Linked DNA regions of Homo sapiens: region 2 is linked to region 1. A link is a loop called in an ENCODE intact Hi-C map of the cell type or tissue named here. Cell type or tissue: CD14-positive monocyte. All regions are shown on one strand.

Evidence for each region. A loop is a pair of places that touch in the nucleus more often than their neighbours do. Peaks named below come from ENCODE experiments on the same cell type or tissue, not always from the same donor. Only the 100,000 strongest peaks of a DNase experiment are listed, where the experiment ranks them.
Region 2: it touches region 1 in a loop (5-fold over the local background); 2 of 110 quality-filtered maps call a loop at or near these places.

What each region holds. Positions count from the first base shown.
Region 1 is chr3:195,899,430-195,901,929 of GRCh38, forward strand. The region is part of intron 1 of TNK2 (tyrosine kinase non receptor 2); the gene reads right to left. Among named protein-coding and RNA genes, the nearest start is that of TNK2-AS1, 7.4 kb to the right of the region's middle. RefSeq lists an enhancer at 1,476-1,635. In CD14-positive monocyte, no CTCF peak of the experiment used is centred here; a DNase peak (open chromatin) is centred at 1,402; H3K4me3 peaks cover 2,285 bases; H3K27ac peaks cover 2,500 bases.
Region 2 is chr3:196,631,224-196,633,723 of GRCh38, forward strand. LINC01063 (long intergenic non-protein coding RNA 1063) reads right to left here and starts at 1,364. Exons shown (of 2, transcript NR_132101.1): 1 at 1,165-1,364; 2 at 281-422. RefSeq lists an enhancer at 1,032-1,786 and a silencer at 1,176-1,255. In CD14-positive monocyte, CTCF peaks have their summits at 1,487 (motif pointing left) and 1,694; DNase peaks (open chromatin) are centred at 1,418 and 2,348; H3K4me3 peaks cover 2,352 bases; H3K27ac peaks cover 2,500 bases.

The DNA.
Region 1 (2,500 bases):
GATTCTCCTGCCTCAGCCTCCCAAGTAGCTGAGATTACAAGTGTGCGCCACCACGCCCAGCTAATTTTTATATTTTTAGTAGAGTTGAGACGGGGTTTCACCCTGTTGGCCAGGATGGTCTCGATCTCCTGACCTCATGATCCGCCCACCTCAGCCGCCCACAGGGCTGAGATTATAGGCGTGAGCCACTGCGCCCGGCCAAGAATTTTAAAAAGTTTAAATTATCCATCACGTTCCTATCCTTAAAGGGTCACTATTCCTGTAACTCTTTGTATCAGCACATAATTGTGCTGAAGGAGCGGTCTGTATACCTCTGCTGTGGTCTGTACATCGTAAGGGAACCATCTGTCCACATCTGTCGCCCTGAAGGGAGAACCTGGCAGGGGCCCTGGGTGTGTCTGCTGAGAAGGACTCAGTCTTTGTGAGGAACACTGGAGAACGGTGGCTGCTTCTTCCCCCGTGAGCTGCTGCCAGGTTGCTTTCCCAGTGGGTGCCAGGAACAAGCCTGGTTGCCCTCTCCCAGCCCCGGCTTTGCCTCCCCCCATGATTTCTAATCCAGAGACGCCAGCACCTTTCTGGGAAGAGGGGCTGTCCATGTCATCACAACCACTCCGACCCCAGACCCACTAAGCAACTCAGTCCCCCAAAGCCATCTCAGAACCAGAACAACTCAGCCAGTCCCTCAGGCAGAGGGAGAGCCTGACATTGGTCTTAAGGAAGGTGCCTTCTCATCGGACTGCGAAGGGGTGCTGGGGCGCGGGCTGCCACACAGGGTGATGGGAAGGGGGCCTGGGTCTGTCAGGATCCCAGCTCACCGAGAGAGAGGAGGGGAACAGGCAGGTGCCAGGGTGGGAGGGCAGAGCACAGAGGCAGAGGCAGACACACCAGGCAGGGCCCTGCTATGCCTCGTCCCCTCCAACTCCAGTGGAGAAGGGAATGTCACTTGAGAGAGGAGGGGTGAGGATCTGACTAAACAGCGTGACCCAGTCCACACTGAACCTGAGGCTGACTGGACTTGGTGGGGCTGACACGTGGAGACAAGAGCATCCATCTGTATCAAGTCTTGAAAGTACTGTGAAACCGTTTCATGCTCCGCCAGCTGAAGACCGGAGTGTCAACGCCGACACAAAGAGACAGTACACTGAGGGCCCTAATGTGCTCCTGGACCATCGCTCCCCAACACAGACACCAGCAGCAGTGGGTGGCAGAGGACACATTGCTGCAGCTGTCTGGGTCTCACTCCCATGCACGCCACACATGCCCAGGTGCCGAGGCCAGGACACGAGTGCCGCAGAGAGCTGCCTCTCGTTGCCTGTCCTGCCCATGCACTGTCACGGCACGGGGGCCCAGAGGGAAGGATGTGGTCTAGCTCCCAGCAGCTAGCCACTCCCAGAGAGAGCTCTTCCAGGGCTGGGCAGAGGCTGCCCGGCTCGTCATCCTGCCTGCTGCCAGCTCAGGCCATACCCCACCCCCAAGCCCTACGCAAGAGTCCAGAGCTGAAGGGGCCTATTGTTGGCCCTGGAGGTGGAGTGTGGAAAGAAGGAGTGGAGAGGAGATGCCAGAGCTGGGAAGTGAACATTCAGTCTACAAGATACACTGCTCATTCCCTCAGGACCATGTCTACACCAAGACCCAGGAGCTGGGAACATGTCACCTAGAGCAGGCCGCAGGGCCCAGGAGAGCCTGGGAGCCAGAGAAATGTCCGGTGCTTCAAGACATACACCTTAAATCCCACTGGACCCTGCTCACCATCTGACCTTGAAGAGCCCGGGACCCTCAAAGGGGAAGGGGCGTGCCTGGTCCAAGGTACCAGGAAGCTGTCATCGGGAATGGAGGCTCATGGAGGCTCAGGATCTGGGGGAGGGCAAATGTTAGCGGAAGGGTGACTCTCTTCTGGCCACAGGGTAGGGGGAGAGCCCTGCCAAGGTCAGGGTACCAGAGAAGAGGCCCTGCTTCATTGGCAGACACAGTGTACAGGGGACAGAGAGAAACAGAGGAGTCCAATGTTGGCAGACACAGTATACAGGGGACAGAGGGAAACAGAAGAGTCCAATGTTGTTACATCCAGCTGGGGGGCCCAGGAGGTACAGCTGCTGAGGAGGAAGAGAGGGACCAGGAAAACCTCCCTCCCCTCTCACCTTCCTTAGACACCCACCATGCACCCCACATGCCCACCCGATGCTGGTTTCTGGGAGAATATGAAGGGGCAGAAGTCATAGCCTGGGTCCTCAGGAAGACACTATGCGCCAGCTCTTCACTGAGAGTGTACCTTCACTGGCTGACCAAAAACCTGCCTTACTACCCCAGATTATCCCCACTTTACAAATATGGAAACCAGCTCTGGAGAGGTGGCCAAGAGCACCCAGAGAGTAAAAGGTAAAGCCAGCATTCAGCCCATTCACGACTGTACTGCTTGGCACAAGGATGCGGGCCCATGGAGGTCCCCGCGGAAGTCTTATGACCCACATTGGACTCGCTGAGTGGATACCATGTCATTCAC
Region 2 (2,500 bases), 730 kb after region 1:
GATTACAGGCACAGGCCACTGTGCCCGGCTAATTTTTGTATTTTTTTGTAGAGACGGGGTTTCACCATGTTGGTCAGGCTGGGTTTGAACTCCTGGGCTCAAGCGATCCACCTGCCTCAGCCTCCCAAAGCGCTGGGATTACAGGTGTGAGCCACAGCGCCTGGCCTCTCATTGCAGTTTTGATTTGCATTTCCCTGATGACAAATGATATCAAGCATCTTTTCACATGATTACTGGCCATTTGTATACCTTCTGTGGAAATGTGGTAACACCCTTTGCTGATTTTAAAATAGGGTTATTTGTTTATTATTGAGTTGAAATAATTCCTTCTTTTGAGTGTCAGTGACTGAGGTTCGCTGTGACACAGAGGGGTTCTCCTGGAGAGCTATGGCACATGCTCCATATTAAAAGGCAACATGATGCTGTCAGGAAGAACACAAAAGCAATTATAAAAACGTGTTAGTACATATTTATGCATCTTTTTTCTTACTCTCTCTTTGCTATCTATTCTCACAGCTCTAAATATGAATTATTTCTCTAGGTAGAGGCCAAGCATGAGTCAGCTTCTCCCAAGAATCAGTTGCCTGGGCTTCGAGACAGTTTTCTGCCGTATTTTGGGTAATTGTAGTTGCCAGGAGTCTGACTTCTGAGGGTGTCAGGTGCCATTTGCCGTTAAGTGGAGATAGTAGGTTGAACAGGGTGGGACTAATTGGGGCCAGTTTTGAGGAGGTGAATCTTTAGTGAAATCGCCAAGAACACAGTGGTGAGGACCTGGCAGAGAGGAGGAGATTCCAAGGCTGGGGGAATTGGGTAGTGGCGTCTGGGCACTGGGTCCTGTAGAAGGGAATTGGCGAGATGAATGAGCAGGGCTTCACAGGTGTGACTGATCTTGGTAAAGACGGTGAGAAGCCGTGACCAGGCAGGGTGTGCATGGGAGCAGTGAAAGGTCTAAAATTCAGCCTTTGAGCTCAGTGCTAGGTTCATGCTAGTAATTGGTTCCGATAGGTTAAGCTTCCTCTGGTTTGCCGGTGTGAGAAGAAAGAAAAACCTACTCCTCCCTGTTTCCGCCTCACCAGCTTCCCTTCTCTGCCAGCCCCACCCTGCCCCCGGCCCGTGTGGCTAAACTGCCCAACTGCCGATTAAAACCCGCACCTCCCAACATACCTCGCACCACCCAGAGGCCCCGGTCCCCGCCATTCATTCCGCTCCCGGCCGGGAGTCGCTCTAGCCAATCACCTTCCAGGCTCAGGGCGGCCGAGGCAGGGCCTCTGCCTCTTCGGGGGGCCTCTCCCTCCCCCTGCCCCTGATTGTGGCTGAACTGCCACCGCTTGATAGCAAACCACACTCGGCACAGGAAGGAGAACAGCGCCCGCGGCCCCGGGCCTCCATGAAATCAGCAAGGGCGCGCTCCTCCCACCGCCGCGCTGCTGAGCCTCCCGCCTTTCCTTCCGGTCGCTCGCGCCTCGAGAGGCGCCGCAGGGAGCCCTCTGCCGGTCCCGCCCTTCGCTGTTAGCGCTTAGGATCTGGTGCCTTTTCACGTGGGGGCGGGTGGGCGGGAGGCGAGTCTGGGGTCTTCGGGCCGGGCCTCCGCTCTCTGGCAGTTTGCACCTTGCTCCACTCACTGGCCTGCGGTCTGTGTTCACTCCTCCTCCTCTCCCACGTCTCAGGAACCTGCAGCTGGCCCCCGAGCCCGCGCCCTCCCGGTTCTAGGAATTCACCACTTTCTTGCCTTTGTTTGGGTATCTTTTGTTTGGAGCCAGAGCCGGCTCCAAGGAGGAGCTGCCGGAGGGTGCTAGGCTTTTTGCAGAGGAAGTGAGGAGCAGAGTGATAGGGCGTGAAGTCAGAGGGAGCAGAGAAGGGGCCGAATCCAGCGGGGCCCGGATCATGCAGGGCCCGGAGCCTGTGGTGAGGACTCCGGGATTTATATTCACCAATTATGAGAAAGGACTTCTCGGCCGGGCGCGGTGGCTCACACCTGTAATCCCAGCACTTTGGGAGGCTGAGGCCGGCGGATCGCCTAAGGTCAGGAGTTCGGGACCACCCTGGACAACATGGTGAAACTTTGTCTCTACTAAAAATACAAAAATTAGCCAGGCGTGGTGGTACATGCCTGCAATCCCAGATACTTGGGAGGCTGAGGCAGGAGAATCGCTTGAACCCAGGAGGCGGAGGTTGCCGTGAGCCGAGATCGTGCCACTGTACTCCAGCCTGGGCAACAAGAGCGAAACTCCGTCAAAAAAAAAAAGAAGAAGAAGAAGAAGAAGAAAAGAAAAAAGCAAAGAAAGAAAAGAAAGAGGACTTATCAATGACCACAAATGACTAAGTCCTCAACCTCTCCAACAGCTCTAGAGCAAATGACACTTTAGCCTGTGCTGAGCCCCTACAAGGTGCTAGACCAAGTATTCTTGGGGATATATACAAATGTGAACAAGCCAGAGACCCTGCCTGGCAGGACTCACTGTCCAGGGGGAAGGCAAAACTGCAAAGATGAGCTGGGACG